Linked DNA regions of Homo sapiens: regions 1, 2, 4, 5, 6 and 7 are each linked to region 3. Evidence: chromatin loops called from intact Hi-C (ENCODE). Cell type or tissue: K562. All regions are shown on one strand. Region 1 has its middle 37 kb from the start of VPREB1. Region 2 has its middle 23 kb from the start of LL22NC03-102D1.18. Region 3 has its middle 35 kb from the start of LL22NC03-63E9.3. Region 4 has its middle 69 kb from the start of IGLL5. Region 5 holds the start of LOC105372948 (a long non-coding RNA gene). Region 6 has its middle 110 kb from the start of VPREB1. Region 7 has its middle 37 kb from the start of LL22NC03-102D1.18.

Evidence for each region. A loop is a pair of places that touch in the nucleus more often than their neighbours do. Peaks named below come from ENCODE experiments on the same cell type or tissue, not always from the same donor. Only the 100,000 strongest peaks of a DNase experiment are listed, where the experiment ranks them.
Region 1: it touches region 3 in a loop (3-fold over the local background); 4 of 110 quality-filtered maps call a loop at or near these places.
Region 2: it touches region 3 in a loop (3-fold over the local background); 33 of 110 quality-filtered maps call a loop at or near these places.
Region 4: a loop joins it to region 3, with 4 times the contacts of the local background. A loop is called at or near these places in 23 of 110 quality-filtered maps.
Region 5: a loop joins it to region 3, with 3.0 times the contacts of the local background. A loop is called at or near these places in 14 of 110 quality-filtered maps.
Region 6: it touches region 3 in a loop (2.4-fold over the local background); 2 of 110 quality-filtered maps call a loop at or near these places.
Region 7: a loop joins it to region 3, with 5 times the contacts of the local background. A loop is called at or near these places in 7 of 110 quality-filtered maps.

What each region holds. Positions count from the first base shown.
Region 1 is chr22:22,205,613-22,209,612 of GRCh38, forward strand. It overlaps IGL. Among named protein-coding and RNA genes, the nearest start is that of VPREB1, 37 kb to the right of the region's middle. In K562, CTCF peaks have their summits at 829, 2,383 (motif pointing right) and 3,355; DNase peaks (open chromatin) are centred at 400, 799, 2,369 and 3,289; H3K27me3 peaks cover 1,771 bases.
Region 2 is chr22:22,686,205-22,690,204 of GRCh38, forward strand. It overlaps IGL and IGLV3-25. Among named protein-coding and RNA genes, the nearest start is that of LL22NC03-102D1.18, 23 kb to the right of the region's middle. In K562, no CTCF peak of the experiment used is centred here; a DNase peak (open chromatin) is centred at 1,647; H3K27me3 peaks cover 348 bases.
Region 3 is chr22:22,592,372-22,596,371 of GRCh38, forward strand. It overlaps IGL and IGLV3-32. Among named protein-coding and RNA genes, the nearest start is that of LL22NC03-63E9.3, 35 kb to the left of the region's middle. RefSeq lists an enhancer at 2,392-2,891. In K562, no CTCF peak of the experiment used is centred here; a DNase peak (open chromatin) is centred at 1,850; H3K27me3 peaks cover 2,172 bases.
Region 4 is chr22:22,954,392-22,958,391 of GRCh38, forward strand. No RefSeq gene overlaps it. Among named protein-coding and RNA genes, the nearest start is that of IGLL5, 69 kb to the left of the region's middle. RefSeq lists an enhancer at 321-470. In K562, no CTCF peak of the experiment used is centred here; DNase peaks (open chromatin) are centred at 500, 1,230, 1,700, 2,900 and 2 weaker places; H3K27me3 peaks cover 621 bases.
Region 5 is chr22:22,882,147-22,886,146 of GRCh38, forward strand. LOC105372948 (a long non-coding RNA gene) reads right to left here and starts at 2,453. Exons shown (of 4, transcript XR_938047.2): 1 at 1,793-2,453. It also overlaps IGL. In K562, no CTCF peak of the experiment used is centred here; DNase peaks (open chromatin) are centred at 311, 1,099, 1,985 and 2,688; H3K27me3 peaks cover 533 bases.
Region 6 is chr22:22,355,113-22,359,112 of GRCh38, forward strand. It overlaps IGL and IGLV1-47. Among named protein-coding and RNA genes, the nearest start is that of VPREB1, 110 kb to the left of the region's middle. RefSeq lists a silencer at 2,449-2,548. In K562, a CTCF peak has its summit at 2,354 (motif pointing right); DNase peaks (open chromatin) are centred at 1,630 and 2,349; H3K27me3 peaks cover 687 bases.
Region 7 is chr22:22,746,300-22,750,299 of GRCh38, forward strand. It overlaps IGL and IGLV3-16. Among named protein-coding and RNA genes, the nearest start is that of LL22NC03-102D1.18, 37 kb to the left of the region's middle. RefSeq lists an enhancer at 1-383. In K562, no CTCF peak of the experiment used is centred here; DNase peaks (open chromatin) are centred at 1,986, 2,202, 3,232 and 3,532.

The DNA of each region.
Region 1 (4,000 bases), 390 kb before region 3:
TAAAATCATACTTTATAAAAAGATCTATGTGGCTGATAGAATTCTGACATTCCCCTCCAAATGGAAAGTGATGTGTTTCTTTAAAGTAAAGGTAGAGGAGTCTTAAATATAGGTGTTCCTGCCCCTATTGAGAGGTTTTCAAAACATGCTCTTAATTTAACGTTTAAATATACCAGAGTCTTAGAATGTGAGAATAATGAAATTGGTTTGTTTTAATTTTGTGATAATATTAAATCTACTGGAAAGAATATTCTCCTTTGAAAAGATTCTCAGCTCAGTGATCATAGAACCTGTACTTGCGTTTAATTCAATGAGGAAAGACATAGAAATGCCACGTTAATATCCTCATTTAGGTGGTTTCTCCCTTCACTGATCAGCCTATGAATGTGTCAATGCAGTACTCCCCAGTTTAGGCTTAGGTACTTATTGAAAGGATGCTGCCTGAGCATTTTTAATAATTGCTATTTCAAGATCACATTTTGGCCGTGAGGCAGGCTGCCACTCACTTTAGGCTCTGCCTAGGCAGGAATGGGTCCTGGAAGACACATGTTCTCTCTCTCTCTCTCTCTCTTTCACACACACACACACACACACACACACACACACACGCACACACACACCCCTCTCTTCTCTCTGGGTACACATTATTCTGGACATCTTCAGTTTCCAGGATTCTCTATGTCTCCAGCTAGAAGTCAGGGCTTAGCCTGTGGTGATCCAGCCACCCTCAGGTTGAATCTCGATGAAGTCACAGGAACCACCAGTGGCATGGAGGGTAAGGGATCCTGCTATCAGGTTCAGCCAGGAAATGCTCTGGACACCTGCTGGTGGAAAAGTTTAATGCTGGGCAATCACAGGTCAGGTCCCTTCTTCCAGTCGGCAGTTCAGCCTCCCTGACTTTCTCTGGGTTCCAGTCAGTGCATGAGGATGATGGTGACATTTATTCAGGGGCAGCACAGCAGCCTCAGTCACCACCAACAGTCACTGTCATATGAGAAAATTAGATAGAAATTGGCCTTCCAACTCTTCTGTCAGATCCATCTTTGCCCTTTTTCTGCCTGCTTGAGTGAATACTACCAAGACCAGCTCAGGTTTTTGCTGATGCTATCACACGTGCTCCTAAAACCAGAGGGCTTAATGGTATTTTCTGTTTATCTTTACGGATTCAATGAAAAGACACCTTTTCTTACTGGTCTCCCAATGAAAACATAATCACTATGTCCACAGTAACAAAGATAGCCCTCGTTGTTGTCTGCTGGGATGAGAAGAGCAGCAGAAGTTTGGCAGGTATGGCCCTCATGGGCTTCACATGTCCCTACATCTGGCCCTGGCTTTGCTGATCACCCTTTGGGCTCTGAACCCACAGAGAAGTTAGGTTTCTCTTTCTTTTGAGATTGCCTCTGGAAGAGCTGCTCTGTTCCCAGGTGCAGGGCAGCCCCTCCGCAGTAAGGACCCAGCTCTCAGAGCCATGAAGGCCTCAAGCCTCCAGGTTGACTCCACATTTCTAGTGCTTGTCTCTGGTTCTTTGGTTGGAAAGATGTTGGATGAATAGAAGTTCTCTGAGACCTAGGCTTTGTGAATCCAATCCCCATTAAATCCAGGGATCTTCTTAACGAATAAAATGAATCAGGGCCCAGTGATGGTGGGGAAATGGGACGTGAGGGTTCCTCAGGCCAGTAGTATGGGGAGAACATCCAAAAAGAAAGGAGGGGTTCCACTTTTGAGAATTGTCTTTTTATATCCATCCACATATTGACGAAAATTATAAAATTAGACTAAAATACCTTAAATATATAACATGGTCAAAAGAAAAGAGGTATTACCAGGATAATATTAAATAGCAAAAGAAGTCAGAGGCGAAACAGAGCAAGAGACACTTTTTTTCTGACAGCATCATTCTTATGGGCTATAATGCCAAGGCTTGTGCAGTAGGAGCTGAAGGAATCTCACAGGCGACCCTCACGACAATAACGACAATAACAAAATAAGTCAACCTCTAAAAGAAGCCCATGTAGAATTATCCCCAGGTATGAACCACCTGGAGGCTCAGCAGAACATTAAGCCTTAGATTGGGTTCAAGATGACCACAGACTGGTGATGACCACAGGCCCCTGGGAGAAACACACTCACACGCCTGGTGATGCTGATATCTGGTAAATCATCACTGTGCATCCTGAAACACATTCTGTGATTAGCTCTTTGCAGACCATAACTAACGTGAAAGAAATAATGTCTCAGCTGTAAACACTGCAGAGAGGACCCACTCATTCTACTCCCTTAGGTCATGAGTTGAAAGATCCATTTGCAATGGTCAGGATGTCCTTCCAGAAGAGCTGGGTCTGTGTCTGAGGGGCCACCCGACTTGGGATCGGAGCCAGCAGGGGGTGCTGTTGGACTGTTCCTGAGAGGGAAGGGCTCTGGGCCAGGCCACATAGGAAAATACTGGTTCTCATACACTTGAGCAAGCAGTGTCCTCACTGAAGTATGACTTCCTGCACCTGCACCACCGAGCAGGAGCCACTTCCTGCACCTCAGGAGCCACTGAGCACTAGACTCACACTCCAATGCTTCCTATTTTATCCTCCGCCCTCATGGAGTCCTTGTCCAAGCCTGCCCTTCAAGCAGAGACAAATCACACAGCAGGAACAAATTTGCTCAAAGGAACTTGAACTACAATGTTTCCTGGGCACAGAATGAGAAACACTTGGAATTGGGGAAGTTCCCATCCTAACAACTTAGACTCAGCAAGAAGAACCCTGGAGCTTCTCCAGCATGGCCAGAATCTCAGTCCACTTCAAAATCCTCAGTCTTTAGATCAGGAGTTCTTTTAGGGATGAGGTCAAGGTTTCTGGGTGCACATTACCACTGCCTTTCAGTCCTATCGTCTGGGCATGAGGAGCTTGTTATCTCGTTCTATCCATTATTTCTAAACCTCCTTGTAGAGGGCTGGGTTAGAGAGTGCTAACTGCCATTTATACAGTCTGGACCTTTGTATAAAATTATAAACACACACACACACACACACACACACACACAAACACACATACTTATTTTGATGTTCCAGCGAAAGAGTAAAACTAAACTCAACAGAAACAGAAACAGATTTGAATAATACAAGACAATCTCATTAATGAACATAGAAGCAAAACTTTCTCAGAATATTAGCAATTAGAGTCCATTTTATATCAATGAAGGATTATCTTGAGCATCTGGGAGGATGTGGGTTGAGACATTTGCACAGTCATTGGAAGACAGTGAACATGATTTTTGAAAAAACAGCATGTTTAGAGATATCAACCAGAGGTCAGATGCTTCAATCAGAGAAAGATCCTCTGAGTTCTCAGGGCTGCTTCCCTGAAAAGCTACGGGAGAAGGAAATGGAGTGACTGGACACAATGCCAGGGGATTCATTGACCCTTTGGCTTCCCATGGGCAGCATGCATCAGCATGGTCTTACAAGGATGAAAAAGGGCATCCCTCAAAAAAGACCGACCATTTCCCCAGAAATTAATAAAGAAATATCATGGCCGGGCGTGGTGGCTCACGCCTGTAATACCAGCACTTTGGGAGGTGGGCGGATCAGGAGGTCAGGAGATCGAGACCATCTTGGCTAACACAGTGAAATCCCATCTCTACTAAAAATACAAAAAATTAGCTGGGTGCGGTGGCAGGCGCCTGCAATCCCAGCTACTCAGGAGGCTGAGGCAGGAGAATGGTGTGAACCCAGGAGGCGGAGCTTGCAGTGAGCCTAGATAGCACCATTGCAGTCCGGCCTGGGCGAAAGAGCGAGACTGTCTCAAAAAAAAAAAAAAAAAAAAAAAAATCACAGTATTTTCACCAGTGCATTTCTGTTTGAGCGAATATGTTGGGTGAAGAAATATATAATATATACTTTTCTAAATGAAATTTTTATCTCACAAAATTGTAGAATTAAATTTTTGTTTTGGATAAGAAATCAAGAAACAATCACACACATTCTTATGATCTCATGAAAACCAGG
Region 2 (4,000 bases), 94 kb after region 3:
AGGGGTGTGTGGTTGCTTAAATGACCCAACTATTCCCACTGAATAATCAGCAAGTGTCCCAATGACACAGCACAGCATTTAGATGAAATGAACAAGAGGGGACTGAGTCTGAGGGACCAGGGGGAGGAAGATCATGGGTCCCTGGGCCACCTGCTGCTGAGTCAGGTGTCAGCATGATCTCTCGGCAGGGCCCAGCTCAGCCCCATGGCCAAACTCCTGGAAGGTCCACAGCTCTGCTGAGCCTGGCCCAGGACAGACCCCAGGTCAACGAGGTTTGGGACAGTGGTCATGAAGTCAATTCCCAAGAAGGTGACTGCGATCACAGGGCTTCAAGGCTGCAGCTGATTTTCTAACCAGAGATCCTGCTTCTTCTTCTTCCTCTTGTCGCCTGTGCTGCCCCCACAGCTGGTTTGGGTGACATCTCTCCAGGAGGAGTCCCAGAGGAAGTAAATTTGCATAAACACCAAACACTGACTACCCTAAAAAGCCTGAGAGAGAATAAGAGAGGCCTGGGGAGCCTAGCTGTGCTGTGGGTCCAGGAGGCAGAACTCTGGGTGTCTCACCATGGCCTGGATCCCTCTACTTCTCCCCCTCCTCACTCTCTGCACAGGTGCTGTCCCCAGGCCCTGCTCCAGGCCCTGCTCCAGTCTTATTCCCCACAGATCCCAAGTTGAGCCTGCCCTGAATCCCGAGCAAAGCCCAGACACAGCCTCTGGGTGCGACTCCTGGGAATGGGTCCTTTGTCTTCAAGCCCCCTCTCTTGTTCTTCCTTGCAGGCTCTGAGGCCTCCTATGAGCTGACACAGCCACCCTCGGTGTCAGTGTCCCCAGGACAGACGGCCAGGATCACCTGCTCTGGAGATGCATTGCCAAAGCAATATGCTTATTGGTACCAGCAGAAGCCAGGCCAGGCCCCTGTGCTGGTGATATATAAAGACAGTGAGAGGCCCTCAGGGATCCCTGAGCGATTCTCTGGCTCCAGCTCAGGGACAACAGTCACGTTGACCATCAGTGGAGTCCAGGCAGAAGACGAGGCTGACTATTACTGTCAATCAGCAGACAGCAGTGGTACTTATCCCACAGTGACACAAGCAGACAGGGAAGTGAGACATAAACCCCTCCCCCTCTATTTCATCCTCTTCCTCCTGCCCCAGGAGGACTGTGGACAAAGCCATGAGTAGGCTTGGCCAAATTCACCCAAATCTGAACCCCCAGGCTGCCCTTCCCTCCAGCCCTCCAGGCAGGCACTGCAGAGTAGTCAGTCTGGAGTGGATTTGTGCCTGGCAGGCCAGGCTGTCCTGTGTTTCTTTGCCTGGGGTTTGAGTTGTCGATGGAGGGTCTGACTGGAAAGACAGACACAGGGAGACATCCATGCAGGCATGTCCAAAGGGACATGGGGAACTCTCAGGTCTCAGTTGAATGCAGTCATTGTTGTATCCTCTGGGAAAGCATTCCTCTAGTGCATCTAAGACCTCCAGACCCACAGAGCCTGAGATCAGGAGGAGAGAATGTTAAATTTTTGCTAATGGACCACTGAAGACATTTTTGAGTGGAGCCACTACAATTTACTCCTTGATTCTGGACTCATGGATCCTGACTGTGGGAGAAACAGCACCATCTATTGGGCACTGATGCACAGAACATGCCCTATCCTGGAAGACATTGTCCAGCCCTACACATACTTGCCACTTGCCTGGTGCAGTAATGGTGTCTCCAAGCAGTCATTAAACCATTCATATAAGCCATATGTCTCAGAATGTTTGGGACAAGAGTAAGAATCTTGATTGCCAGAAGAAAAGGCCCATAGCCCTTTATTTGCAGTGAAATGAATTCCTTGGTCAGAACCTCCTGTGGAATACCATCATGATGGGTGCGTCATTCTGTAATCCAGAGACAACAGTTTTGGCAGAAGCATTGCTGTCAATGAAAGCAAATCCTCTGTAGAATAAATGTCAATTCTAGTAAGAAAAAAGAGCTATTCCTGCCATGATGGAAGAGTGCAAACGAAATTAATATTAAGCAGGCCCCTGGCTGTTTTCCACAGAGAAAGTCATCCTATAGGGATCTCTGTGTTAGTCTCTGCTGTTGGCAGATGGTCACTCAGCAGTGGCTACAGCCAGGCCAGCTCCAGTTAGTGGAAATCGACATTGATGAGCCCATGGACAGCCTCCATCCCTGCCACCATGGGCGCTTTTTTTTATGGAGCCCACTGGGCATTGACAAGAGTGGTTGAGGGAGGCTGCCTGATGTCCACAGAACAAGTCACCCTACTCACCTGATTAGCAAAATCACTTCATTTTCACAGAAGACTTGGTGAGTATTGACATATGGAAAAAATTCTCTTACTTTCTGCCCACCGGAGGAGGTCTATTCACACATCTCTCCCCCTGACGTATTTGTGATCAATATTCTCATTGTGTCTCTCTCAAGTCCCTGAACATCCTTGAGCATCTTTCAAGACCCTGAGTCACAACCTGTGAATTAGGAACCTCTGCCCATCTCTTGGCAGGTGACATGAGCCAATTGCACTGCTTAAAATTCTACTTTAATGAGAATGTTCCTCCAACACTGCTGTTCAGGGATTCTCAGAGGCCAGGTGGAGTACTAGCACTGTCCACACCAGTAGTGGCTGCATGTCCTGCAGAAAACTCTGTAACCCCAGCCTAAGTGCCTCCTCCTAGGCAGCTGATCTCAGGGAGCCCCTCAGGACGTCAAGGCTGTAGGTTGAGAGGAAGACATGGTGCAGGGCTCCGGTCATGTCTATTTGGCCAACTCTTCATGAAACTTACTTGGGCCTCGTGACCTAGTCCCTCAAGTCACAAATACATCCCTGCCATGTGATTGAGGAGCTGCTGGAAATGGCCAACCGGGACTGTGGTTCAGACCAAACCTAGCATACTGGCAACTTGGGTCACATGGTGAGCTGTGTGGCCACAATCACACAGAGCCTCTGCTGAGGCCCAGGAGCCTTCACAGTCTTTCTCAAATGGAGCTTTCTGCTCATTCAAAAAAATAAGTAGAGGGAGGCTGGGACCCCAGGACCACTTAGACCACGCACATGATCTTGTCTGATTATTCTGAATCCTTGCATGCTCAGCTATGCATTATGGTAACCAAGCCACAGTGTCTTTGGCAATAAAATGCCACTACTTGGCCCCCACCTACCCTGGGATCCCCTCAACCACATCTTGCTACCCAAAACAGGTTTCACCTCCACTGAGAGAAATTTATTTTTATATTGAGAAGATGAAAGATTAATTATTTCAATTGTGAAAATTTTATAGGACAGTAATGTGAAAATATTTTAAAAGACACTTTACGAAGAGTGAAAGACCTTCCATTAAACCACTCAATATATGACACTGTAATTGGCCTACCCAAACCCTAAGTTCAGCTCCGGGTTGGGACCTTCTGGGAATGGACCCTTCATCCTCACGCCCTCCTCTCCTCTCCTCTCCTCTCCTCTCCTCTCCTCTCCTCTCCTCTCCTCTCCTCTCCTCTCCTCTTCTGTCAGCCCTGTGCCTCCTATGTGCAGAGACAGCTGGTCTCAGTGTTGGTGGCCCTGGGACTGACAATCATGAGCACATACTCTGGAGATAACCTTGAGATAAACATGCATTAAGGAACCAGCAGAATCCAGGCCAGTCCATGGTGCTGGTCATCTAGTATAACAGCAACTGACCCTCAGGGACATCTGCCCAATTCTTAGGCTTCAACTCAGGGAACATGGCCACCATGACCATTAATGGAGCCCAAGCCCGGGAAGAGACTGACTATTGCTGAACTGCAGATAATAACAGTGGGAGCAGCTGGCAGGGACTCATAGTAACACAGAGAGACAGGGACTAGCCACAGAACTGTCCCATCTCGGCCTGGCTCTCATTCTCAGCTGCCCTGTGAGCAGCTGAAGGTCAGGCCTCAGGGTCAGGCGTCCTCTCTGGTCTTAACCTGGCCCCTGCAGGGCTGGTGATTCTGAGCAGCTTCTCCATCCTCTCAGGGCC
Region 3 (4,000 bases):
TCCTACCTCAGCCTCCTGAGTTGCTGGGACAACAGGTGTGTGCCACCATGCCCAGCCAACAGAGAGGGCAATATGGACTTGAAATGGACAATTTCCATTACTTGAAAGTTTTTGAGAAAGAACTGAGGTTTGTTTAAGAGGAAATCAGCCAGAGACTCAAAGTTAAATCTATCAGGCCCAAAGTCTCTTTGGGGAAAGGAGACTCTTGGACGTGCACGCAGCAGCAAGTGGTATGGGATCCCTTCTCTGTGGGGACCTTGGCCCAACTGCCAATCTTTTCAACTGACCCATTTGCGTTTTCCATAAGTGCTCGCCAGCCAGCAGCTGTGACTGCCCCTCAGTCTCAGGAAGGGAGAAAGAAGGAAACAGGAGCAAAGCCTCTTTCAATCTTAGCAAATAAAGTGGGAGCTTTGACTTTTTTGAACACCCAGATGACAGGAAAGAGGAGGAAAATTTTCCTAAAGCTGTTATTTTTTAATGCCTCAGGAAGAATCACACCCGGAGTCTCATCCACACTTTATTTGGAGGTATTTGGGTCTCAGAGTTTGTGCTGAGTTAGTTAATGATTTGGGCTACTGGGATGGGGTGAATGTGTTTTACAAGTGAGAAAGAAATAAGCTTTGGAGTCCACAGGGTGGAGGCTTATTGGCTAAATTGTGTCCCTCAAGATTCATGCAATGAAGCCTTAATCACAGTGTGTGACTAAATTTGGAGACAGGGTCTTTATGGAGGTGATTAAGTGAAAATGAGGTCATGAGGGTGGGTTCTTATCCAGTCTGACTGGTGTTCTCCTTAGAAGAGAAAATTTGCACACACAGAAATCAGACACCAGAGATGAGCAGGCGGAGGAAAGACCATGTGAGGTCACAGCAAGGAGGTAACGACCTGCAAGCCAAGGAGAGAGGCCTCAGGGAAAATCAGTCCTACCAACACTTTCACCCTGGACTTTCCAGCTTCAGCACTGAGAAAATAAGTTTTGCTGTTGAGGCCACTAGTTCTTTGGTATCTTGTGATGGCAGCACTGGCAAATGAAAACAAGAGGGACCCCAAAGACCTTGGGTAGGGGGAACAGATGGAGCAGGGTGCAGGAGGCAGGGCAGGGAGGGGCTGGAAGGTCATGCTCTGAGGTTCGTTTCCTGGATGGAACTGGGACTCCACTCACTACTGTCTGGGGAACTTGGGGAAAAAACTTCACCTCCCAATATTGATTCCCTAATAAAATCTGGGCCCTGAGCATAGGGCTCCTCATCTTCCTACTCCATATGATGCAAGTTTTCTTGAAGTTATGCTTGTAAAACACTCACCAATGCATCTGGCATATATTAAGGGCTCAAAAGTAGGCCAGGCATGGTGGCTTATGCCTGTAATCCCAATACTTTGGGAGGCCGAGGTGGGGGATCACTGGAGTCCAGGAGTTCCAGACCAGCCAGGCCAACATGGTGAAACTCCATCTCTACTAAAAATACAAAAAAAAAAAAAAAATAGCTAGGCATGGTGGTGCCCTTCTGTAATCTCAGCTATTCAGGAGGCTGAGGCAGGGGAATAGCTTGAGCCTGAGAGGCGGAGGTTGCGGTGAGCCCAGATGGTGCCATTGCACTCCAGCCTAGATGATAGAGTGAGACTCCATCACAAAAAGGAAAAAAAAAAGGTTGTCATTCTGCAGCCCAGATCGTGCCATTGCACTCCAGCCTGGACGATAGAGTGAGACTCCACCACACACACACACAAACGCACACACACACAAAAACTAACCCCCGCCCCGCAAAAATCGAAGGTAGCCATTCTGCTGTATGATCTATTGATACATACAGGATGACATTTGTCCTGTGGGCACCAGGGGGCACTGTGACCCCTGGTTTGGGACACTAATGGCTCCAAGTCCCTGGTAGTACTTGAGTCATTTCCTTTCTGGCCCCTTCTATTGAGTGGAATCCTGAAACCCACCTGACTCTTCTACTCTTGAAAAATTACGCAGAGAATGTCCTCAGACATAGGGTCAGACAAGAACTTCGACATACATTTTAAAGAATGGAGAGCAGATTTACATCCGCTGCTTAACAGGGAACCAACTAACAAAGAATTAAGAATAAAGGAAGTAGAGTTGCATGAAGAGACTCCCCTTTCTATGATAAGAAAGGCCTGAAGGTCCCTTCCCAGCTGTGGACTCAGAGGCAGAGCTCTGGGGCATTTCCATTATGGCCTGGACCCCTCCCCTGCTCGTCCTCACTCTCTGCACAGGTGCTGCCTCCCAGGGCTCAGCCCCCAGTGGGATCAAGATCAGCCTGGCCCTGACCTTCAACTCAACATAGGGAGTGATGCAGGGTGTGGGGTTCTGGGAATGAGGCCCTCATCCTCAGACTCACCTCTCCTGTCCTCTCTTGTGGGCTCCGTTATTTCCTCTGGGCCAACTCAGGTGCCTGCAGTGTCTGTGGCCTTGGGACAAATGGCCAGGATCACCTGCCAGGGAGACAGCATGGAAGGCTCTTATGAACACTGGTACCAGCAGAAGCCAGGCCAGGCCCCCGTGCTGGTCATCTATGATAGCAGTGACCGGCCCTCAAGGATCCCTGAGCGATTCTCTGGCTCCAAATCAGGCAACACAACCACCCTGACCATCACTGGGGCCCAGGCTGAGGATGAGGCTGATTATTACTATCAGTTGATAGACAACCATGCTACTCAACTCACAGTGACACAGGCAGATGGAAAAGTGAGACACAAACCCTTTTTCTGTCTGTGTCACTCACTTCCTCCGGCCCCAGCAGGACTGTGGACACAGCCATGGGCAGGTCTGGCTCAGTTTTCCTGGATCTGAGACCCCAGGGTGCCCTGACCTCCAAGCCCTCCAGGGAGACTCTGAAGAGAGTGGGTTAGGTCAGGAGAGGACTTGGGGCTGGCAGGACCAGACTGTCCTGGTATTGTCCAGAGTGGCTGTGTCTTGGCTTAAGATGACCTGAGTGTAAGGATAGTCAGAGGGAGACAGCCATTGAGTGGTAATGGTCCCTGGATTTCCTTCTGTATGGTGACTGGACCTAAGGCAGTGCTGCTTTTCTGTGGCCCAAATGCCCCAGATCATTCTGAACTTCTCAGGTTTAACTGAGACCCTCAAGCCCCAGCTCCATGACATCCTCATATTCTGAACAGGGAGGGCCACCACAATGGGCAGTGTGGTGTCCATCAAGATTCCCCTTTCAGGGCTCACCCATCCGCCATACACCCAAAGCTGCCGGGAGGCCCTGGCTTCTCACAGCTGCTCCCCACCGGAAAATGCCATTGATTGCAAAGAATGGCCTCCCCCAAAAGTTTGCCCATGTCAGAGCGTGGCTCAGGTGCAATGACTGCTTGATGCCTCAATCCCAAAGTCAGGCCTTAATTTAGGATGGCCTTGAAGTGTGTTGCAGCTGAGCACTCAATTGTAACACATTCCCACTCATGCCTCCCATACTTCTTTCCTGAGAATATATCCCTAAACCTCACTGCATGGAATTCCCCCTCTCAGAGTAGGAGTCTGGGGAATTAAAAGATTTAAAAACAAACCAAAACAGTCCAAAGGGAAGAGTAACAAAGAGGAGAGAGTTGCACAGAGAGAGGACTCTGGAGTCTGCAAATGTTCGTGAGCACCGATGAGCACATATGTGGGAGGAAACAACCTCTGGAAGAGAAAAGAACCATCCAAAGACACTTGAGAGAACACTCCAGAGCGTGTGTGCACGCACACACACACACACTCACACCCCACATAAAGAAAACAACAACACTCATCATCATCAAATTGCTAAAAAACATTTTAGCAATTTTATGCTAAAATGATGATGAAGAAATGTGGTGAAGAAATGTAGCCTTAAAAGTAGCCAGAGAGACGAGGTGGCTCACGCCTGTAATCCAAGCACTTTGGGAGGTCGAGGCAGGTGGATCACCTGAGGTCAGGAGTTTGAGACCAGGCTGGCCAACATGATGAAACCCCGTCTGTACTAAAAATACAAAAAAGTTAGCCGGATGT
Region 4 (4,000 bases), 360 kb after region 3:
CCTATGCAATATTGGGGACATATTTATGCTTAAAAATGCATTCACTGTTTGGACATCCTATATTTTATCTGGTAATTCTATTCATGACCAAGTAAAAAAGCACATTTTTTTACTTTGCTTGTCATGTGTGGTATATGTATGTATTTGGAGTTATTAACCATTTATCTTTTCTTATTATGAGTTGTTAGCAGAGTATTCAGTGAAATTGTGACTAAAGATGAAGATAAACTAATATAGTTAGCTGTGGATGCAGTGGCTCTTGGGAGCCTGCATCTCGCTTGGAGGAGAGGGTGAGAATTTCGTTCATATAAAGGATAACTGCTTCTTATTAGACGGAAACAGAGTTGTTTTTTGGTTCCTCAGAAGTTCAAATGTGTGTAGAAAGATAAATACGGAAGCTAAGTAGGAAAGCGGGTGAACTCTGCCAGTTATCAGCGGAATGTTCTAGCTGCAAATTGCCCCTTTCTCGCAAGCTCTAGGAAGCCGGCTGGTAAACAGCGCCCTCCTTTGCCCGCCGCTGCAATGTTAGGCTTTGCCAAAAGAGAGCACCTGGGGGAAGCTGCGAGGCCACCGCGGCGAGAAGGTGCTTTCCTGTTTCCCTGCTGTCCTTTCTTTTTATTCCGCACAGAAGCCATATATATATATATATATATATATATATATATATATATATATATATATATAGTGTACATTTATATATTAGGCTTTTAGGCCATATATATATGTGTGTGTATATATGTATATGTATCGCTACATATATATACTATATATACATATATACTATATATACTTTCTACACACTATAAATAGATAGTGTGGCACATCTATATATTACACATTTAGGCTCTTTATAGATATGTACCACCACATATATAGTGATACATTTATATATATATATATATATCGACTAAACAGCATTTAGGCTGTTTCCAGCTTTTTGCTACCACAAGTAATGCAGGAATTAGCAAATAAGATCTTCCAGATAATACCCAGAGGCAGGACTGCTGGATCAGGAGGAATGCACATTTTCAGTTTTACTGCCCTCTAATGTGGCTGATGAATTTACACCCTACTAGCAATGTGTGGGTTCTGTTTCTCTAACTCTTTACCACACTTGATATCAGCAGACTTTTCCATTTGCACCACGCAGCTCTTACTACAACCCTCCTTTACAGCTCTCAACTAACCCAGGCAGGCAGCATGCGTGGGCCAGACACCAGGGCAGTCCTCCACTGCAGTTAGATATTGAGTCTCCCTCCTGTGACTGGGCAGACGAAAAGGACTTGTTCACTCTTGTTTTCTCTAACACAGCGCTTCACACACAGAGTTCTTTTCCAGTTATGTGACTAATTCAATAAACTGCCTGAGCCTTAGTTTCCCAATCCTTGTCATTAAATGGTCACTGTGCCCACTGGTGTGCTGGGAAAAGTTTAACAACTAACAGAGTAGCAAGGGCGGTGGGAGTCCTAATTTGTAGCATTTGCCCATTTCCATGGTATAAATAATCCCACCATGGCTGATTTCAAGCTACCAAGGTGCCCCACTGAACACAGAGTTGGGAAGAGATGCTCTTAAATCATCAGCTCTCCTGAGCTGGTGCAAGCCAGTTGCGGGACACCACTGGGCTTTTTGCAACCCTGTTTCTTAATTCTCAGTTCTGGGCAGGCTGTAGTCGCCTCCCCGTGCTTCTGTACAAGTAGACAGCGACATCTGGTGGCAAAGTCAAGCAAATCCCAGACCATGTAGAGAAGGGCCTAGAGTATGGGAAAACAAGAAACACCCCTCTTCTCCCACCAGCACCCCCACGAAAGGTTCCTGTCCTCTTCCTCAACCAACCCTGGGACCCATCAACTCCAGCAAAAACTCAATGCCTGGGGAGTTCCTACATGGGCAGCCTGCAGGTCTCCCTTCCTGTGGCAGCTGGGGTAGAGTGGCATGGCTCCTGGTGTTGGAATAAGCAGTGACCTCGTACAGCAGTCATTCCCACTGCCTGCCTGCAGACCCCTTGCCTTACCCCTGGTTGAGAATTATCAGAAGCGTCCCTCAACCCAAAGCAGTCACCACAGCACTCCTAGAACAAGAGTTACTCAGCTAGTGTGACCAGAGCACTGGTTCACCATGAGCGCTTCCTCCTGGAATTTGGACAACCATCTCAGGGCCTTTCTTTGGTCAATTTCCTTCTGATTCTGTGTGTAAGACTTGTGTGCAGAATCTCAGTGGCCTAAATATCTCAGCCTATGGTAGGATAGGCGGGGAAGTGAGGGTGGCCCCTGCAATAGCAAAGCCATTACACTTAGCCTTTGGCCACTAAAACCCCCTATGGCAGCAACAGGCTGCTGACCACCGAACGTTCACCTCCTTTTCCATAGTGTATTCCTTTTCTTGAGACAGGGTCTCCCTGTATCACCCAGGCTAGAGAGCAGCAGTGCATCCATAGCTCCCTGCAATCTCAGACTCCTGGGCTCAAGTGATCCTCCTGCCTCAGCCTCCTGAGTAGCCGGGACTACATGCACACACCACCACACTTAGCTAATTTTTGTATTTTTTGTAGAGATGGGGAATCTCATTATTTGCCTAAGCTGGTCTCGAACTCCTGGCCTCAAGGAATCCTCCCACCTTGGCCTCCCAAAGTGCTGGGATTACAGGCATGAGCCACCACATCCAGCTTCCATAGTGAACTGTTAAAGAAGGCATCTGTTTAGCCCAGGACTCTACTTTCCATATCCCTAAAAGGGCAATGTGTGAAAAGATTATCTGTGCAAATATAAAGTCCCTGGCTGCTGCTTCTACAGACAAGCTCCTACTGCATCCTCAGGCAATCACCTTTCCACCCTGGGGCTGATCCTCCAGACCTGCACCAGCCCACCCACATACCCCTGGGCAATGATAGGCCCTTCCATGGACCAGCTTCTGCTCACACTCTCTGGCAAGCGTCTTGGCCTCTGGCAGGCTACAGCTCACAGCAAAACCATGCTCTCCTGGAAAAGTCTGAATCTCAGCCTTGCCTGGGGTCCCATTCTCAAGCTCTTAGTTCCTTCACTCACTCCGCGTGAGTCGGTAGCTGCTTTCTGAATCTGCTACTCATGAACGTTGTACAGTCCTGCTTTATCCTTTTCATGAGCTCACCACTCTTTATAGTTTAACAACTCTGAAAAAATCCCTGTTCAAATTACTGGTGTGGTTTGCCTCCTGAGTCTACCCTGGTTGACACAATATCTCAGCATCAAAAGATGGCATGGAAATGAAGGTCATCTCCGAACTGCTACTATGATAGACCTTCAATCAAATGAAGTCAAATGAAGCCTTCAGGCATTCATCTTGCAGAATGCAAACAGTCAGCTGCCACAGGGAACTGCAGAAGGCAAGCGTTGTGACCAAACCATAAATGCTGGTCAGCCCCATCTAAATCAGGTTAAAATGGGGATAGATATCAGCCAGTGAGAACACAGGCAGCTTTCTTTGGAATGGCCACTTCGGGGGTGGTGGGTGAGCAAAGAATGGATGCAGATGCTCTCTCCTCTCCAAGGAGCAATGTGGACTTCAAAGCCCACAAAGATTCGTGAGATTTATTCCTAGAATAAGTACCCTAGAGAAGCCCGCCCAGCAGAGTATAAAAGAAATCAAGAATTTCCGGTGGACCCAGAACGTGTCACAGCTTGGGGCCAAATAAATTACACTCCTGCAAATGCCTCGGGCCTAGCTCCAGTAAAAAGTGACAGGACAGCCATGTGTCCAAAAGCTAGTGCATTGCACAGCAAGGAGGAAACCAATTTCCTTTAGCCTTTGCTCCCCTAGAGACGTCATATGACCAGAGTGAGGTTGGACACTCAGCTCTCTATCTTTTCAAATAATTCCCCATCTCCAAGTTCATGGAAAGAGAGAAAACCATCATGTCACCATAGCGATGACTCCTCTAATGATGGTTCAGAGTGGAAAACTTCTGACTTCAAGGATGGCCTCATACAGGATGGACGTGAATGCTGGTCCTCAAAACCCCAAT
Region 5 (4,000 bases), 290 kb after region 3:
AAAGGAGTTTATTAAATCCCTAGACACAAACAAATCCATAAGCAGAGATGAGAGATGCGGGCTCAGCTGGCCCAGTCCCACAGGGGTCATTCCTCTTGTGATGGAAATGACCACATGAGGGTCCCCCAAGCGGTGTTGGGGGGCAGTCATGGGGAACTGGCCTCCCAGGGCTACCTGCTGCTTGGGCTGGGCAGAGGTTAGAGGGATGGAAGTCTGGTCCAGTCCTTCCCAGCAGCATCTCCAGGCTCCTCCTCCCTCTACTGGGGCTTCCCCTCCACTCCCCAGAACCATCATTGCTTCCTCATCTCCTGTCTCCTCCCTGCCCCAAGGCCCTCCCTGTGCTCACCCTGGCTCCTCCCCCTGCTCCATGCCCAGCCTCTGCAGAGCAGCCCAGGCCCAGAGACTTGGGCAGAAGCTTCCGTCCCACCAGCTGCAGAACCTTCCCTACAGAACCAGGCCAGTCCCTGTGTCTCATATTTGTAGAGATCCCAATCACCCTCAGAGATGACGGGTGGGAAACCAGCCCACAGTGACCTAGGCTGTTGGGCATATGGCCTTCAAGCTGGCCTTCAAGCCCACTTGGCTGCATCTCCTTGGCCAACTCCAACATCCAGGCTGGGAGTCTGGAATCCTAGTTCCCCTGGCCCATTCACTCCCACTAGGGTTGCTTCTAAACTCCCTGGGCCTCAGCTTCCTAGTCTGCCCACTGGAAGCAGCGACAGGCATTTTCCAGGGCTGCGGTAAGGGCCCTGGAACACCCTCTCTCACCCTCTCTCTCCCTTTCTCTCTCTCTCTCTCTCTCTCTCTCTCCCCCCCTCCCCCTCCCCCTCCCTCTCCCTCTCTCTCTCTGCCTCTGTTTCCTCCTCAGTAGTGGGAAGACCCCCTGTCAGGTGGGCCAGTCCATGACATCTACAGAGGGAGCAGGAACCTCTCCTATTTCCTGGAGGAGAGCTGGGGTGGAGGCTGCAACCCAGGATCATCAGAGGAGCTGGGGTCTTCAAGGTTCCTAGGGACCCCTTAAGCGGGGGTCAGAGTGGCTTCAGCGGTCTTATTGCTCGGTCCAGACAGAAGATGTTTCCAGTTGTGAAAAACGACTTCAGGGACAACAAAAACAGAGATTCGCCTCTCCAGACACCAGTGGTTGGTGTGCCTGGAGTACTCCTCGTACCAGGCAGGGGAGAGAGTCCTAGACAGAGGAGGTTCTAAGTGTCACCTAGATTTCAGGCCTCGGGGCCTGTATTGGGTAGGTGATGTCACAGTGAGTTGATGCTCTGTAGCCCCTTCCCTAGGAGGTGGCAGAGGGAAGAGCTGGTGGTCCTCTGAGGTGTGAGTGAGTCCAACCCTGAGGGTCTTCCCAAGCTGGAGGTCCCTGGGTGTAGACGGAAGAGGTTCTGGTCAAAGAGGCCTGGTGTTGAATCCTGGTCCATTTATTCATTTGGTCAAGAAATATTCATGGAGGACCCAATATGTGCCAGGTGCCAAGCCAGGTGACTGGGGACACAGTGTTGAGTGGGACAGTTGGCTCCTTCACTGCTAGAGGTATTATATTCTCAAGCCGAGACTCGGCTCTACGATTGTATGTCAGATATATAGCCTCTATGTGCATGTCTCCAGAGACTGGTTTCCTGGAGTTCCAAGTGACAGCCATCACTCACCTCGAATGCAAAAATTAAAGGAGCATCCAAAAACCTAGTGACCCAGATAAATAATACTTAATGCAATATTTTCAAAAATCAAAATTAATGCCCAACAAACCCACAATGAACAAAATTTCAGGATCTGACTCACTCACCTCAGTGGTTTTGTTCTTGGTCCTACCCACAGTCCCACAGGTGAGTGAGTACCCACAGGGATGCAAAACCAGAGTCAGGCCCCTGCACCGCCTTCTGCCCGGCCACCAGAGCCCTCCCCTGGGTCTTGGCCTTTCTCTTCTGAAGAGCTCCAGCCAGTTCCTCCTCAGGCTTCCTCTACTGCTGGTCTCTTCTGCCCCCTACTGGATTCTCCCCTTACAGCTGCACTCCAGGCAGCTGGTGGAGGTTAAAGAACAGAAACCTCCCAAAACTCCACCCTCCAGTTCCAGGCTGGCTCCACCTCATGTCCAAAAAGGCTGGTCCTCCAGGTCTTTGATTGCTATTAGTAAGTCCCAAGACACAGTCTTTACACCAAGTCGCTGTGTGCCTTGGGCAAGAAACTCTCCCTCTCTGAGACTGTGTTTCCACACTGGTAGAAGTAGCTAGAAGACCTCCCTGCCAGGTTGGCAAGTCCACTCTGTGACATCTACAAAGGGAGCAGGGATCTCTTCCATTTCCTGGAGGAGAGCTGGGGTGGAGGCTGCAACCCAGGATCACCAGAGGAGCTGGGGTCTTTGGGGTTCCTGAGGACTCCTCAGAGGGGGATCAGGAGCTGCAGAGCCAGCTTCTAACTCTGGGGACTCAGAGATCCAGAACCTTTGTCATATCCCCAGCCAATACTTTGTCATCCTGTGCCTCAGACTCCCCCAGATCCCAAGAGTGAGAAGCTCAAGATGAGACAAGAAAGACCAGCCAGCTTGAATTTAGGGATGGTGGGGAGTGGGGAGCTGGGGACCCCTGGACCTGGGGGAGAGGAGTCTGCAGTGCCTGCAGGTGGAGTTTCTGGGACCTGGGGGATGGAGACTGGGCAGGGGACTGACCAGCAGAAGGCCAAGGTGGGGGATACCCTCAGACATGGAGCAGGGCAGAAGCAACTGGATGGGGTACATCCCTCTGCTTTGGGAGAGAAGGGCCAGGGCGGGACCCAGAGAGCTCTGCAGAGGCACCACAGACCCTCAGCAGGGGGTCTGCCAAACAGGACAGCTGGACTTGGCTGCTTCTGCCCAGGCCTGGATCCAGCCCTTGCACATCTCAGGGCAGGGGATAGGCCTGGGTGGCCAGAGCTGCAGCTGCACCTGCTGGGGAGGCCTAGTCCAGTCCTCCAGGGTCCCCAGACAGACTCGGATTTCCGACTGCAGCCACCATGGAAGGATGTGGTCTGCGGTGACGATGTCTATCCAGAGGCCATGGCAGGTGCAAGGGTGGGGGTAGGGGCAGCAGCTGGGGATGCTACATTTAGGGACAGCCCCTTTTTATCCCCAAGACCTGGGACTGTCCCTGAAAGGAACCACAGCTTCTGGGTCCTGAGCAGTGGGTGAGTGTCATACCCACAGAGGGGCTGGAAGGGAGCAGCTTCAGCCTAGACTCCCAGGGCAGACCCTGCCCCAGCCCCGAATATCCAAGGAGCCCAAGATCAGAGGCAGGAATAGGCCAAGCTCCCCAGTGGAGAAGCTGTGCTGGACCAGGGGTTTCCCAGGGCCCTCCCTTGTGCCCTGAATGATGTCTGTTAGGGCACCTACACCCTGTTACTGCTCAGTGCCTTGCCTATTTTGAAGGACAGGGATGTGTGGTGATTATTTGTATAATCCAGCCCCCAGCACCTGGTCCTCAAAAGTTACCCAAGCAATGTGTATAAAGATCCAGCCTGGAGATCTTTGAAAACCGATTCGATGAGTCGAACCATTAAGTCATGATCACCATCCTCAACTTCATCTCTTTCTTCCTCCTCCTCCTCATTATCATCACCTTCAAGAACTGTTAAGAGTCTGAGACTTCATCCTATTTGCAGACTAAAAAGTAAGCCTGCCACAGTGCCATGGATGCTGGCAGAAGATACAAGACTCCTGGGTCAGAGACAACGAATAATCTGTTTTTCACAGCAATAGCAGTTGCCAAGGTATCAGCATTGTCTTGCACCAGTTCCACAAGGTGATGCAAAGAGGGCCAGGTGACATCTGCATGCCAGAGCTCAGGGATCCCAAATATTTCATACTTGACAGTAAGCATATATCTGTGTTTTGCTCCAAAGAGAGGCATTCTCTGTACCTTCCGAGGTTGTTCACTCCACAAACACTCTTGAAAAGATAATCCACAATCAGTGCCTTTGCCCGAGAGACATGCAGAAATGCAGAGATCCATAGTAGACCACT
Region 6 (4,000 bases), 240 kb before region 3:
GAGAAATGCTCAGCCTTAGGTGGCCCAGGCACAGTGGTCCTGTCAAAGGTCTGAGCTCTCTGCAACATGGATATCCTGCAGAGACATCCTTGGGAGGCTGTGATCCTAGAATGATGTAAAAATGCTAATGGAAGTGAGCAGGGGATGGTTTATGGAGGAATGAGGAGATGGGTGTGGGGTCAGATGTGGTAAGGAGGGTGCACCCTGAAGAGGAGACTGTCCATTGTGACTCATAGGAGAAGGATGCCCGGGGCCTAGGGCAGTGACAAAAAGAGGACCTGGAAGGACCGGCACCCTGAAGACACGTAGAGACTGGGGTTTGGTTTGTCTGTGAGGGTTCCTGAGGAGAATCACATAAAAAATCCACAGTCAGTGTCTTCTGTCCAGGGCTCACTGTCGCAACTGTTGCCCCTTCCTTCCAGATCCTCTGGGTGTCCAGGTTCCTTAGCCGTGGATCTGCTCCTCTCTCTGCCCTCAGCCTAAGAGCTGATGGGGCATCCACCAGGAAGCGCATCCGTGGGCAGGGAGGAGGCCGTGGGCAGCCTTCTCCTGTATGTGAGACACTGCTCAGCCTCGGTGACCCCCTGTTCATTAAGGTGGGAGGAAAGGAAAACAAAATTCACTGTGAACATCTATGCATCATCAAAGAAAAAGCAATGAGAAGAAACAGGAAGTGAAGCCCAGCTCTAATAGTTTATTTCTACTTGGAAATAAATAAAACAATATGCCTGATGTGTTATATAAACACAATAAACTTTTTATAAAAACTATGAAAATTATGTAAAGGAGCATGGCTTACACTAAAAGGAACATTTAAAATAATGACACCCTTGAAATGCAATCCCAAAACACAGCATCCATTTTATTTCAGTTACATATACGGACTGGTTTTATTTAAATGCCTGCAATAAATCTCACTATTTTGTTGTTTAAATGGAGCATTTAAAATCTCATTGTGGCCAGGCGCGGTGGCTCACGCCTGTAATCCCAGCACTTTGGGAGTCCGAGGTGGGCTGATCACAAGGTCAGGAGTTGGAGACCAGCCTGGCCAACATGGTGAAACCCAGTCTCTACTAAAAAAATACAAAAATTAGCCGGGCATGGTGGCTCGTGCTGGTAATTCCAGCTACTTGGAAGGCTGAGGCAGGAGAATTGCTTGAACCTGGGAGATGGAGGTTGCATTTAGCCGAGATGGTGCCACTGCACTCCAGCCTGGGCAACAGACCAAGACTCCGGCTCAAAATAAATAAATAAATAAACAAACAAATAAATAAAAAATCTCATTGTATTGCAACTGCCTGATGATACATTCACAAGTATAAATATCAACATAACCATCCAGCTGTTTCCCTCCATCCACGTAAAATTCCCCAAACAAATATTTGTTAAGAGTCCAGGGTGTATCATGCCAGAACTCATGCAATCATAAACACAATCTATTTCATTTTTCATTTTGATTAACAGAATTATCTTTTTTCTTAAGATTATTGTTTTTAGTTTATTAGATTCTAGATGTCATTACAGACCAAAGATGAATAATTTTCATCATCTTCAAGCCACCCCCACAAGACTCACTACTGAATTTGAACCATAATTTTTCCCTGGAAATCCTAGTTGGGGTGCTCGATGCTAAGAGCTATCACATATCAGGCTCACCTGAGGACAGACTCTGGTCGTCAAACCAAGTTAAAATTTTAATTCTTCCCATGTTCAAAGACTGAACATCTTTGCTCTTTTTGCTCATAAGTGAAACACTCCAAAGACATTTGCCAGGATCCCCCACAGACTGGCATTCAGTGCTTGGAGGACAGACTCCTAGGCAAGATCCCTGGTCACAGTATCCGGATGACTATGACTGCAAATCTGGGGAAGTAGAGGGAGAACAAAGATTTACCAGAAAAACCCTCTGGGAATTCCTCCCCAGGGCATCCCAGAGGGAAGAGCTCCCTTTCTCCTCAGCGCAGCAGGATCCACAGAGGAAGTGGAGCCCTGGCCACCAGGGAGGAGTCACATGAGAGGAGAGGACCCGGTGTCCAACACTGGTGGGGAAGTGAGTCCATGGGGCCGGTCCCCGCTCTGGGCTTGATCCTGAAATAAAAGGACTTTGTGTAGACATCACCTGAGTCCTCTACAATGTACAGCCAAAGAGCCATAGACAGATTCACTCCTGAGGAGTCCAGTAGAGCGTGAAGACTGCCCTGAGGTCACAGGAGGGAGACACAGGTGCCACCTTACTGGGCCGGGACTTGGGAGCGGGGGCAGTGGCCAGAAAACAGGGCGGGGCGGAGGCAGCGGTGAATCTCAGAGGCTCTGGTCACCTGATCATAGAACGGTTTGCCTTAGTCTGGACACTAGGGGGCGCTTGGGGACCATTTCTGAGAAGACTTGGGGTAATCAGAGCAGAACCAGGCACCTGCCCTGCCTGATGTCCTCTGCTCAGGGCTGGCAGCTGTGTCCTGTGTCCTCCCCACCCCCTGGGACCACAAAGCTCCACCCCTGCCACACCCTGACATACTCAAGCCCAGGAGCCTGACCCAGGGCTCAGGGTGGGGTCAAAAACCGGGGGGATCTGATTTGCATGGATGGACTCTCCCCCTCTCAGAGTATGAAGAGAGGGAGAGATCTGGGGGAAGCTCAGCTTCAGCTGTGGTAGAGAAGACAGGATTCAGGACAATCTCCAGCATGGCCGGCTTCCCTCTCCTCCTCACCCTCCTCACTCACTGTGCAGGTGACAGGATGGGGACCAAGAGAGGGGCCCTGGGAAGCCCATGGGGCCCTGCTTTCTCCTCTTGTCTCCTTTCGTCTCTTGTCAATCACCATGTCTGTGTCTCTCTCACTTCCAGGGTCCTGGGCCCAGTCTGTGCTGACTCAGCCACCCTCAGCGTCTGGGACCCCCGGGCAGAGGGTCACCATCTCTTGTTCTGGAAGCAGCTCCAACATCGGAAGTAATTATGTATACTGGTACCAGCAGCTCCCAGGAACGGCCCCCAAACTCCTCATCTATAGTAATAATCAGCGGCCCTCAGGGGTCCCTGACCGATTCTCTGGCTCCAAGTCTGGCACCTCAGCCTCCCTGGCCATCAGTGGGCTCCGGTCCGAGGATGAGGCTGATTATTACTGTGCAGCATGGGATGACAGCCTGAGTGGTCCCACAGTGCTCCAGGCCCAGGGGGAACTGAGACAAGAACCCCCTTCCTCCTCTGTCAGGAGGGTGAGCCCCGGCAGCTGCTGCTCAGGCCCGGCCTGTGGCTTCTGCTGCTGTAGCTTCCCCCATGGGTCCAAGGGCATCCAGGGCCCTGCCTGAGAGTGGAGGCTCCTCCTCCCCTTCATCCTCAGAGTCATGAACAGGCTGTCCAGGAAACAGAACATCCTGCTTCCTGCAACTTGGGACACAGGGTCTCTGCACTGAAGTCCTGGACTGAGGTGGCAGGTACAGCTGTGTCGTCACAGACCCACCTCTGATGGGAAACCTGTGTCTCTGTCATCCTCCTTTTCCCATTTCCAGGAGTTTCCAGAGTGGTGTCTTCCTCCCCCTGCTCCTCAGTGTGAATCCCTGTGCTTCCTTTCTCTCCAGCCAATTCTTTTTTTAATAAAACTCCTTTCATGTAGGAATAATGCATATTTAATAAACCACCCAGATTTATAATAGGAAATTAGACAAATGTTGACATTTTTTGATCCTTGAATACATCACCACCAACACGCAGCTATGCAACCTGTGACCAACCCCAGCAACCCCTCATGACCCCTTGTCATCTCCCTCCCTCCCTTCCCCAGTGCTATCCTGTGCAGCCACAGATCTGTCTCTGTCACTATTGTTTGCTTTCCATTTTTTGGAATGTATCAGTGTTATCAGACATTATCTTCCCATTTGTTCTGGCTTTTTTCACACTGCAAACTCCTTTTGGGATTCTTCCTGTTCTCGCTGAATTGCACCCATCCCATAGAGGGCTCATTACTACCTTTGAGGGCCTTTAGGTTGATTATTCCTGATTTTGTT
Region 7 (4,000 bases), 150 kb after region 3:
GGAGCTGAGCCCTCTGTCCTGGGCACTTCCAGATACACCCGACCCCTCCTCCCTCTGCCTTTCCTTCCAGCTCCAGGCGGACTCTGACTCAGGGGGCAGCTCCTGTACTCAGGGGAGTCTCGGGTGGGTGTGGTGGGGCATTTGGGACCCTGGCCCTGGATGGGCATCCCCAGCCTCCTTCAGGAGACACTCTTCAGAGGGACAGGGCTTCTCACCTGCCTCAGGCCACAGCTCTGACCATGGTGCTGTCCACGCTCAGTGACAGGACACTGAGCAGGGGCCTGGCTGGAGTAACCAGGGACCACCCAATCTCTGGAGCTCACATGCTGTGCAGAGACCATGACCCTGGGACCCTTACAGAGACCATGGACCTAACGTTAGATTCTCAGTCCAGTGTGGTTTTCTGCTGCTTTTTGCAAGTTTACATAAAATATTGATGAGAAAAACATGAATAAATAACAGACAAGTTGACGGTGCTGATTGCTAATCTCTTGTGGCAATGAGGGGTGATGTAGCAGGAGCAGCACCACGACTGAAATGAGACCAGATGCCATGTTGACTCCACAGGGGTGTGTGGTTGCTTAAATGACCCAAATATTCCCACTGAATAATCAGCAAGTGTCCTAATGACACAGCACAGCATTTAGATGAAATGAACAAGAGGGGACTGAGTCTGAGGGACCAGGAGGAGGAAGATCATGGGTCCCTGGGCCACCTGCTGCTGAGTCAGGTGTCATCATGATCTCTCCACAGAGCCCAGCTCAGCCCCATGGCCAACCTCCTGGAAGGTCCACAGCTCTGCTGAGCCTGGCCCAGGACAGACCCCAGGTCAGCGAGGTTTGGGACAGTGGTCATGAGGTTAATTCCCACAAAGGTCTATGATCACAGGGCTTGAAGGCTGCAGCTGATTTTCTAACCAGAGACCCTGCTTGTTCCTCCTGTTGCCTGTGCTGCCCTCACAGCTGGTTTGAGAGACATCTCTCCAGGAAGAGCCACAGAGGATGTAAATTTGCATAAACGCTTAACACTGACTGCCCCCGAAAGCCTGAGAGGGAATAAGAGAGGCCTGCGGAGCCCAACTGTTCTGTGGGTCCAGGAGGCACAGCTCTGGGAATCTCACCATGGCCTGGATCCCTCTCCTGCTCCCCCTCCTCACTCTCTGCACAGGTGCTGACCCCAGGCCCTTCCCCAGGCTCAGTCCCCACAGATTCCAAGTTGAGCCTGACCTGAATCCTGAGCAAAGCCCAGACACAGCCTCTGGGTGGGACTCCTGGAAATGGGTCCTTTGTCTTCAAGCCCCCTCTCTTGTTCTTCCTTGCAGGCTCTGAGGCCTCCTATGAGCTGACACAGCCACCCTCGGTGTCAGTGTCCCTAGGACAGATGGCCAGGATCACCTGCTCTGGAGAAGCATTGCCAAAAAAATATGCTTATTGGTACCAGCAGAAGCCAGGCCAGTTCCCTGTGCTGGTGATATATAAAGACAGCGAGAGGCCCTCAGGGATCCCTGAGCGATTCTCTGGCTCCAGCTCAGGGACAATAGTCACATTGACCATCAGTGGAGTCCAGGCAGAAGACGAGGCTGACTATTACTGTCTATCAGCAGACAGCAGTGGTACTTATCCCACAGTGACACAAGGAGACAGGGAAGTGAAACATAAACCCCTCCCCCTCTATTTCATCCCCTTCCTTCTGCCCCAGGAGGACTGTGGACAAAGCCATGAGCAGGCTTGGCCAAATTCACCCAAATTTGAACCCCCAGGCTGCCCTTCCCTCCAGCCCTCCAGGCAGGCGCTGCAAAGGAGTCAGTCTGCAGTGGATTTGTGCCTGGCAGGCCTGGCAGTCCTGTGTTTCTTTGCCTGGGGTTTGAGTTGTTGATGGAGGGTCTGACTGGAAAGACAGACACAGGGAGACATCCATGCAGGCATGTCCAGAGGGATGTGGGGAACTCTCAGGTCTCAGTTCAGTGCAGTCATTGTTGTATCCTCTGGGAAAGCATTCCTCCAGTGCACCTAAGACCTCTAGACCCACAGAGCCTGAGGTCGGGATGAGAGAATGTCAAATTTTTGCTGATGGATCACTAAAGGCATTTTTGAGTGGAGCCACTACAATTTACTCCTTGATTCTGGACTCGTGGATCCTGACTGTGGGAGAAACAGCACCATCTATTGGGCACTGATGCACAGCACATGCCCCATCCTGGAAGACATTGCCCAACCCTACACATACTTGCCACTTGCCTGGTGCAGTAATGGAGTCTCCATGCAGTCATTAAACCATTCATATAAGCCACATGTCTCAGAATGTTGGGGACAAGAGTAAGAATCTTGAATGCCAGGAGAAAAGGCCCATAGCCCTTTATTTGCGGTGAAACGAGTTCCTTGGTCAGAACCTCCTGTGGAATACCATCGTGATGGGTGCATCATTCTGTAATCCAGAGATAACAGTTTTGGCAGAAGCATTGCTGTCAATGAAAGCAAATCCTCTGTACATGCCAATGCTAGTAAGGAAAAAGAGCTGTCTCTCCCATGATGGAAGAGCTCTAATGAAATTAATATCAAGCAGGCCCCTGGCTGTTTTCCACAGAGAAGGTCATCCTATAGGGATGCCTGTGTTGGTCTCTGCTGTTGACAGATTGTCACCCAGCAGTGGCTTCAGCCAGGCCAGCTCCAGTTAGTGGAAATTCACATTGATGAGCCCATTATCAGCCTCTATCCCTGCCACCATGGCCACATTTTTTTGGAGTCTGTTGGACAATGACAGGAGTGGTTGACGGAGGCTGCCTGGTGTCCATAGAACAGGTCACCCTACTCACCTGATTAGCAAAATCACTTCATTTTCACAGAAGACTTAGTGAGTATTTATATATGGAAAAAAATTCTCATGCTTTTTGCCCACTGGAGGAGGTCTACTCACACATCTCTCCCCCTGACATATTTGTGATCAGTATTCCTGTTGTATCTCTCCCAAGTTCCTGAACATCCTTGACCATATTCCAGGACCCTGAGTCACAGCCCATGAATTAGGAACCTCTGCCCATCTCTTTGCAGGTGACATGAGCCAATTACACTGCTTAAAATTCTGCTTTAAGGAGAATGTTCTTCCACCACTGCTGTTCAGGGATTCTCAGAGGCCAGGTGGAGTACTAGCACCGTTCACACCAGTGGTGGATGCATGTCCTGCAGAAACATCTGTAACCCCAGCCTAATTGCCTCCTACTAGGCAGCTGATCTCAGGGAGCCACTCTGGAGGCCAAGGCTGTAGGGTGAGAGGAAGGCATGGTGCAGGGCTTGGGTCATGTCTGTTTGGCCAACTCTTCACGCAACTTACTTGGCCCTCGTAACCTAATCCCTCAAGTCACAAATACATCCCTGCCGTGTGATTGGGGAGCTGCCTAAAATGGCCACCCGGGACTGTGTTTCAGACGAAATCCAGCATATCAGCAACTTGAGTCTCGTGGTGAGCTCTGTGGCCACAATCACACAGAGCCTCTGCCAAGGCTCAGGAGCCCTCGCAGTCTTTCTCAAATGGTGTTTTCTGCTCATTCAAAACAAAATAAGTAGGGGGGGGGGCTGCTCACGTGCTTCCAGTCTGGGACACTAGGACCACCTAAACCACACCCACGATCTTGTCTGATTATTTTGATTCCTTGTTGGCTCAGTTATGCATTATGGCAACCAAACCACAGTGTCATTGGCCATAAAATGCCAATCCTTGGTCCCCACCTACCCTGGGATCCCCTCAACCACATCTTGCTACCCAGTTAAGGTTTCAGCAACACTGAGAAAAATGTATTTTTATATTGAGAGAGGAAACATTCTTTCAATTGTGAAAAATTTATAAGGCAGGAATGTGAAAATATTTTAAAAGACATTTTACAAAGGGTGAAAGACCCTCCATTAAACCACTCAATATATGACACTGTAATTGGCCTCCCAAACCCTGACTTCAGCTCTGGGTTGGGACCTTCTGTAAAGGGGCCTTTCATCCTCAAGCCCTCCTC